2 separate regions of the Homo sapiens genome follow, and region 2 is linked to region 1. A link is an interaction called in ENCODE POLR2A ChIA-PET data of the cell type or tissue named here. Cell type or tissue: HepG2. All regions are shown on one strand. Links, peaks and the distances in the headings refer to the core of each region. The heading gives the core; the rest is flanking DNA.

What was found. ChIA-PET counts read pairs that join two places held together with the same protein. Peaks named below come from ENCODE experiments on the same cell type or tissue, not always from the same donor. Only the 100,000 strongest peaks of a DNase experiment are listed, where the experiment ranks them.
Region 2: POLR2A ChIA-PET joins it to region 1 with 5 read pairs; 2 of 35 experiments call an interaction of 5 or more read pairs at or near these places.

The regions. Positions count from the first base shown.
Region 1 is chr11:45,389,825-45,394,215 of GRCh38, forward strand. No RefSeq gene overlaps it. Among named protein-coding and RNA genes, the nearest start is that of LINC02687, 21 kb to the left of the region's middle. In HepG2, for the core only: no CTCF peak of the experiment used is centred there; DNase peaks (open chromatin) are centred at 767 and 1,717; H3K27me3 peaks cover 453 bases.
Region 2 is chr11:45,796,828-45,801,218 of GRCh38, forward strand. No RefSeq gene overlaps it. Among named protein-coding and RNA genes, the nearest start is that of SLC35C1, 6.1 kb to the right of the region's middle. In HepG2, for the core only: no CTCF peak of the experiment used is centred there; a DNase peak (open chromatin) is centred at 2,444; H3K27me3 peaks cover 382 bases.

The sequences.
Region 1 (4,391 bases), core at 131-4,130:
TTGTTTCTTGGAATGCACCTTCCTGATGAGGCAGCACCCTTTCTCATTCTGTGCTTTGTAAAAATTGCAAACTGGCTACCAGGCCTCAGATGTCCCCCAGAGCTCCCTGTCTGAGGACAGAGCAAGGTAGAAATCATCTCAAACCAAGCTGAGCCCTGTGGTCTGGAGTGTCCCAGCTACAGGCATAGTATGCACCCTGCCCAGACCCCTGGCAAGCCCCTATGCCCAGTCCCCCCTTCACACTCATTTTTGGGTTGGTGCTGCTTTCTAGTTTTTCTCTCTGATCTGTTACTCTCCTAGAACGTAAGGGCCTGGGAGGCAGGAATCTCAGTTTATCAGACTCTCCCGTTATCCTTGTATAATATTTGCATTAATGGGGACAATGATGGTGTTGATGATGGTAGGAGGAAGTTTAGTGCCTGGTAAAGCACTTTGGGACCCACAGACTGGAGTTAGGTCCCAGGACCCTCACTGACCATCTTGCTTTGACGCTTTTGACCTTGACTTACACGAGCATCATCTCTGATCCTCATCACTGCTTTGAGATGGTGAAATTATCATCATCCCCATTTTTGAAGCTGAAGAAACTGAGGCACAGTTTAAGTAGCTGCTTCCAATGTGATAGAGTGAATGAGGGTTAGAGAAACCTGGATTCAAAGCCTGCCTCCACCCGCTACTGTCTGATGCTGGCAAGTTTTGCAACCTCTCTGCACCTCCCTGTCCTCAGCCAGCCCCTGCACGGGCTTAATAAATTCTAACCACTCATCCCTTCCCACATGCTGTGAGCAAATAACTGCTTGGGAGCTACTGGGCTCCGGGCAGAGAGCAGCTCTGCCTGAGTCACTCCGGAGCAACTGGTATTGATTGGGTGGGCACACCACCAGTGGCTGGCAGGGTGGGCCCCTAACCTCTGCCACCCCCGCCTAGGCCTCTTGTTCCTCTGTCTCCAATCTCATCCCACCATGGCTGTGAAGAACAAGCCCACCTTCCTGCCTCATGCCCTTCTCTGGGTCCTCTCAGCCACAGCAGCCCCCAACCTGCATTTTCACCCTCCTCCAAACAGGCACTCCATGGAGGGTCTGCCCTCAGCCCTGCATTGCTGAGAGAGCCTCACTGGAGGCAGGGGACAACTGAGGGGTCCTAGACAGGATGCTCTCAGGAGATGGCGGCCAGGAGAGGGGTGGGGTCAGCAGGATGATGAGGAAGGGACCGGCTGAGGGGGCCGAGGAGACAGAGCCTACAGGGCAGGGAGGAAGGGGGAGGCAGGGGCCTAGGACGACCCCCATGGCTTGGTCTTGAGCCCACAGAGGAGCAGGTTTGGGTGGAGAGGTTGAGTTTTATTTCTGATACATCACAGGGAGGCTCGGGGAGAGCAGGAGCAGGGATCTAATCAACAGGTGCTCAAGAGAGAGGCCTGTGCTAAAGACTGCCTGAGCCTCTCCTGCCCAGTGATGGCCTCGGAGCTGGGGAGTGGGGGGATTGGAGGGCGGTTGGAGGAGGAGAGGGGAGTGTGCTCTTGGGTGTATTCTGTCCTCCCCTTTAGCCTCTCAGGGCACTTCTGCCCCTTTCGGGTAGGTCCAGGTGGGGCAGCAGGATGCTAAATCCCCATCCAGTCCAGAAGTCAGCCTCTCACCTTGTGACCTCCTTTGGTAGGAGAACTCTCCAGTCTGTTTATCCATCCTGACCTTCAACCCATCGAAAGCAAAATATTTGGTTTTTAGAAACTGCCTGTTTGCTTTTCTGCTTCCGGAGGCAGCCAGAGCTTTGAGAGACCCATCCAGATGTGGGCTTGGAGCAGTCAACCCCCAACCTTTGAGGACTGAGTCTCTCAGAGGGGAGGCGGCCGTCCCTGGGGCCTGAGTCCCAGAGTGGGCTAGGCTTGCTTCTCCTGAGAGTAGACAGGAGGCAGGAATCCTGGGGATGCTTAGCCCTGCTGGCCCATCTGAGGATGGGAGCAGTGGGCCCCAGGAACATGTCTTTCCTGCCGGCAAGAGTTGGGAGGAGCTTACTGTGTGTGTGGGGGGGTGGGAAGCCGAGGTGCCCTGGACAAGCACACCTAAGCTGGGGTCTCAGAGTCATTCTTAGTCCCCCGTTCAGGCCACCAATTACTGCTCTGCAGAATTCACATGTGAATTACACACAGCTAAGGGGAAACAGAATCCGGCACTCTTAGAGTTTATATTTCCACAAGGAAGAGAAAACTGGCATAATCCTGCCTGCCCTGTTTACCCAGAAGTCCCTAAGATGATCATCTCGTCCACCACCTCCCTCATCTTCTGAAGAAGGAAATCTGGAGGGTGAAGGGACTTGCCCAGGGTCACACAGCAAGTACCTGAACCCAGGCATCCTGGGTCCTACACAGCAGGGCTCCCATTACCCCAGGCTGCTCAGAGGAGTTAAAGGAGATGGAAGTGCCTTTGTGTTCGGGTTGTCGATCCTGTATTTCGGGAGAAGAGGCAGGTCTGAAAGCTCTGGCAGCAGCTGCTGGGTGCCCCAACAGCCAAGAAGCCTGGCAAGGGGTTGTTGACCCCAGAGTCCGGGGTCCCTCCCTCCCTTTCATCGCTGACTGTGTGGCCAGGTGAGGCCCGGAGGTGAGGGAAAGCAGGAGTAGATGGGAACTGCCTTTCTGTTTTAAGGCCCCTCTTAAACGGAAGGTGGGGAGGCAGAGACAAGTCTTAAAGGAGGCCCAGCTTTCTGGGGTTACCTCTGGGCTGCGGCTGAGCCCTGGTCTCTTTCTCAGACCAGCTCTTGAGAAGCCTTGGTTACAACCCTGAGAGCTGATCTCTGAGGGTCTGTTACTAGAAGAGGCCATTAGCAGCATTTTTTTTCCTGCTATTGCATTTTTACGGCCCACAGCTCCTCTGGATAGCATTTTGCCCATTAAATCAGATGTTTTGAAAAAAAAGAAAAAGAAAAAAAAAGGCCTGGTAATCATAACCATAAATCATAAGTCACGTTATTGTAAGTGGATGGCTTCCTGGCTTCCTGGGATCTGTGAATCGGAGGCAGTGTGTGGGAAAGCTTGCTGTAATGAGGCGATGGGGGAGGCCAGGTTTTCCCAGGGGGGTGTCGTCCACCAGCCAGATACTTCACAGAGCCTTGCTTCTGGATGACTTCCACCTCAGCGAGGGGCAGCACATTCGTGGTGAGGCTGGGGGCGGTGGGTCGGCGGGGGCACCAGGGAAAAGCGAATCACAAGAGGAGAATGATGTCGGCTGCCCTGAACCCTGCTTGATGTTTCTATGAAGAGGCAGAGCCCCATCCAGGATGCCCCCAGCTGGGTTTCTGGAGGGTGCGGAGACCTTGGCCAGGATGCCTCCAAGGGCCTGGGGGTTCCTGTGGTCCATCACGCTTGCTTAAGAGCTGGAGCCCTTGACTGACAAGAGGACAAGAGAACTCACATGGGTATGCAATGGGGGCGCCCAGGCTCCATCAGCAGTGCCTCCGTGATCCAGCCAGTTCTCCTCTGAGTGTGAATAAAGCCATTGCAGAAGGGTTTAGTAAACCCAAAGAGGAGAATTTTCTAAAGGCGCTGGATACACATAAAATACAAGTGTCTGAGCCCTTCCGAGAGGGCCTGGGCTCTGAGGAAAGGGAGGAAAAGGATAGCTAAATGTTTATGAGCAAGCAGCAGATCTTACTCCCCAGACGTAAGGAAACGGAAATGGGCACAGAGAGACTCAGGTGCTTGCCCAAGGCTGCACAGCAGCCACAGGCCCAAAGACTCCTCACTCATGCAGTCAAGGATCACCCGTCCTCAGTGGCTCAGCTAGGGAAAATGTATTTAGCGCTGTTGGGGACTAGGCCCTGCCCTCAGGCCTGGAGGTCTGGAGGATGAAGATACATTCCTGTCCTTCAGAAGCTTGTGCCATGGCAAGAGAGAAAGACACAATGCAATTATGATGCCAGGCCCGGAGAGCCATGGATTATTCTGGATGTATAGCCATGGTTCATTCTCTGAGGGAGTTGAGACAGCAGAGGAAAAAAAATACTGCACCAGAAGCAAGAACACAGATTCTGCGAGGGGACAACAGTGGGAGGGGTGGTCTTTGTGTGTGTCGGGGGCAGGGGAGACGGGGTGGAGGCAGAACTAAGGAGACCCTCCCCTGCACCACGCTTTGGCTGGATCTTGAGGGACACGTGGACATTGATGGGGAACAGAGGACTCCGAAGGGCGCTGCCGGGGGTGGAGAAGGTCTGCCGAAAGGCATGGAGGTGCAGAAGGGCAGGGCACAGCCGAACTGCAAGGTGTAGAAGGCCAGCTGGGAAGGGTTCTGATACCAAAGGATTTTGGACTTTGTCCCACAGGCACTAGGGATGCAGAGACAGATCCTAGGAAGGAGGAGCGTCAGAGTGAGCCAGAAAGATCCCTCTAGAAAAGCTTTTCCCAC
Region 2 (4,391 bases), core at 116-4,115, 410 kb after region 1:
GTCCTATTTCTACCTTCTGCCTCCATCTTAACGAGGCCTTTCAGCCATGTGTGCCCACTCTGCGTCTCTGCATCACCAAATCTCCCTCTCCTTACAAGGACACAAGTCATAGGACTGAGGGCCCACCTTAATCCAGTATGAACCCATTTTAACTCAATACAGCTGCAATAATCCTATTTCCAAGTGAGGTCATATATTCTGGGGTTCTGGGTATGAATTTGTGGGGGATACTATTCAACACAGTACACCGACTATATGCCGGCCATTGTGCCCCATGCCATGAGACATACCAAAGATGTACTGGAATGGAGTGGTGTGTCTAATAATGACGTGAGCCCTGGGCTCATATCCATTCAGTGCACACTTCCTGAGCACCTATTGTGTGCAAGGTACTGTGCTAGGGGCCAGAGGCCTAAGGATGCCTATGATGCAGCCCCAGTGCTTAGAGAGCTCACAGGGCAGGGAAGGAGCCTGGGGTCTGGCAGGGCTATCTATGAACAGTTAGGAGAGTGGGGTTCCAGTCCTGTCTCACCCTTTCATAAACTGTGTGACCCTGAGCAACTCATTCCTCTCTTGACCTATTCATTCTCTGTAAAATGAGGAGGAGTGGGCAATCTCTAAGGTATTTTGAAGCCCTGATGTTCTGAGAGCCTTTTTAAATGTGGGTGAAAATGCTTTGTAAACCACAAAGTGCTATATACACAAGGAGAGGCAGAATAACATGAATAGTTAAGGGAGTAAATCAGTCGGCCTGGGGTTCAAATCCCAGCTCTGCCATTTGTCAGCCCCTATGACCTTAGGCAAGTTAACTTAACCTCTCCAGACCTCAGTTTCCTCTTCTGTAAAATGGAATAAGAATGCCCAATTCACAGAGGTATCATGGGGATTAGAGGAATTAATCCATGCAGTGTTGAGGCCAGGGCAGAGCACACAGCAAGTGCCCAATAACTATTAGCTATCATGATCCCTAGACATCCTCTCTACTACCACGGAGCTTACAGTTAGGTGGGAGATAAAACTAATGGGTGGAAAAGCTACAGACAAAGACCAGATAATGGATCAGTCAGAGGGTTCTCAAGTACCAGCATGGAAAGAACCCTGGGACTGGTGCAATCCAACCCTAGGCACGTATCTGCCCTTCAACAGCAGGACGGAGAGCAGCAAGGCCAGGGTCACTCCATAGGCCCAAGGACCTAGAAGACCAATTGGAAAACTCTCTGGGAGTAAGGTGAGCTCATGCAACAGGATAAACTTCTGCTCAGAAGTCAAACTAGCCTGGGTTCAAATCCAGCTCTTACCTCCTCATGGGTGGCCTTGAACCAAAGACTTAACATCTCTGTGTCTCAATTTCTCCCTCTGGAAAATAAGAATATGATGGTGGACTCTACCTCACAGCATTGTTGTGAGGACTAACATGTTGTATATAAACCACCTGGTATGAAGCCAATCTCCAATAAATGTTAGCTGCTGGTAACACACCCTCCACCAAGAGGGGCAGACACCATTACTCCCAATGGATTAGGACTGGGGAAACATCACTCCTGCTCAGAGATTAATCAGATGCATATTTCGGGAGTTTTGTGAAGTAATGCTTTTTACTACTTGTATTAGTCCATTCTCACACTGCTACAAAGAACTACCTGAGACTGGGTAATTTATTTAAAAAAGAGGTTTAACTGACTCGCAGCTCTGCAGGCTGTACAGGAAGCATGGCTGGGGAGGCCTCAGGAAACTTACAATCATGGCAGAAGGTAAAGAGAAATCAGTCACGTCTCACATGGCTGGAGAGGGAGGAAGAGAGCAAAGCAGAAGGTGCTACACACTTTTAAACAACCAGATCTTGGGAGAACTCTGTCATGAGACAGCACTAGGGAGATGATGCTAAACCATCTGAAACCATCCCTGTGATCCGATCACCTCCCTCCAGGCCCCACCTCCAACACTGGGGATTACAGTTCAACACAGGATTTGGGTGGGGACACAGAGCCAGACCATATCACTACTCTACATCTCAACAGATCCAAAAAGGCCAACACCGTCCAAAGTCAGCCACTGCCCAGGAGCCAGACCAGGAATGCAAGGTGACGCCTCGTAAGTGTCATTGTGAAAGCGGAGCCAGCTCCGTGCCAATCCCCTGCCTATTTCCCGTTCTTGCCTGAAGAATCCCCTCCCCCCGTTTCTGGCCACACATCTCATGCTTTGGGATTTGTTTGTCCTTGTTCTGACTCTCCCACTCCCAATCCTTGTCTGGCAAGTGGGCCCTGCCTTTGGAATTCTCCACCCCACCTTTAGCTCATCAGCATGGGTTCACTCCCTGACAAGTGAATCCTCCACATTGCTGCCCCAGACCCAGAAACTACGCAGTCCCGAGCCTTCCTGGAACCTTCAACATGAGTTCCAGCAACACTGAATTGCTCAATAGAGCACTGTTTACATTAGGACTTTCCTCCACAGCCAAAACCAGAATACCATCCTGGAGCGGTTTAAACTGATAGGGGTTATTCATCTCCTACAGTAAGGCTTAGGCAGCCCAGAGCTGAGAGGGCAGCTTAGCCAAGCTCTAAAGGACTCAGGACAGCTCCCAGCTGTCCTGCCATCCTTAGTTCTGCCATCCTTAGTTTTCCTCTTCGTAGCTTTTGCCTCATGGCCACAAGATGGCTGCCGCCTTTCCAGACATCAGTTCCACATTATAGGCAGAACAAAGGAGGGGAAAAAAAAAAAAAAAAAAAAAAACAGCAAATAAGTCTATACCTATCGCAAAAAGCAAAAACTTTCCCAGAAATCCTCAGCTTACTACTCATTGGCCAAAATTATGTCACATGGTCACCTCTAGCTGCAAGTAACCAGTTTGAGGTGAAACATGTTGACATGTTGACTTACAAACAAAATATGGGTAATGTTAGTAAGAAAGAAGAATTTATTTATTTATTTATTTATTTATTTATTTATTTATTTTGAGACAGAGTCTCACTCTGTTGCCCAAGCTGGAGTACAGTGGCACAATCTCAGCTCACTACAACCTCTGCCTCCTAGGCTCAAGCAATTCTCATATGTCAGCCCCCCGAGTAGCTAGGACTACAGACATGCACCACCACGCTGAGCTAATTTTTGTATTTTTAATAGAGACTGGATTTCACCATGTTGGCCAGGCAGGTCTCAAACTCCTGGCCTCAAGTGATCCGCCCACCTCAGCCTCCCAAAGTGCTGGGATTACAGGCGTGAGCCACCATGCCCGGCCAAGAAGAATAATTTAATATAGAGTAAACCAGAGGTCTGCAAACTACAACCAGTGAACCAAATCTGGTCCACTACTTGTTTAATGTTTAAAAAATTATTGATATATCATAATTGTATTTTTTGAGTACATGTGATATTTTGATACATGTATATAATGTATAATGATTAAATCAGGGTAATTGGGATACCCATTACCTCAAACATTTATCTTTTGTGTTAGGAGCATTACAGTTCTTCTCTTCTAGCTATTTTGAAATATACAATAAGTTATTGTTAACTATAATTCTTCTACTGTACTATCAAATACTAGAACTTAGTCCTTCTATCTAAAACTGTATTTTCGTACCCATTAACCAACTTCTGTCCATTCCTCCATTTTTATAAATAAAGTTTTATTGAAATGCAGCTGTATCCATTTGTTTACAATACTACAATAGCAGTGTTGAGTACTTTCGACAGAGACTATATGGCCCACAGAATCTGAAACACTTACTCTCTGGCCTTTTACAAAAAAAATTTGCCAACTCCTGAAATAGATGATTGGTAGCATCTGCCACAAGTACTAGAAAAGGAAGACATAATTTTTTTCTGGAAATAGCTTATTATTTTCAAAAGAGCATTCCAGTAATAATGAGGAAAAAAAAGATTTTTGCTCTGCTTACATGTATTTTGTAGTTTAGTGTTAATTTTTACTTTGAATTATATGTGGGATGAATGAGAAGCCTTATAAACTTCAGGGATTAGGGTCAATACGGTTCTTAAATTGGCCCTGATTTCCAGGCATTCCTACCCATGGTCTGACTTCCATTCATTCCACAACGAGGCACTAGGCACCTACTGTGGCAGGCATTGTGCTAGGTCCTGGATAAGGACAGGATGGACAGACGGATGGATGGATGGTTGGATGGATGAACAGTTGGATGGATGGATGGATGGATGGATGGATGGATGGATGGATGGATGGGAAACTGTGAGAGATAAAGCAAAAGAGAGAGAGAGGAACAGAGAAATTAGACTAAGCAATTTCATGCCTTCTCAATTTTGCCTAGAAAATATGTGTGTGAGGAGGAAATGCCATTCCAGTAGGCATGTGGGTAAAGGCCTTGTTGCTGTAGCAAAGAGACCCCTTTAGAACTGTGTAGGTATGCAGGAAC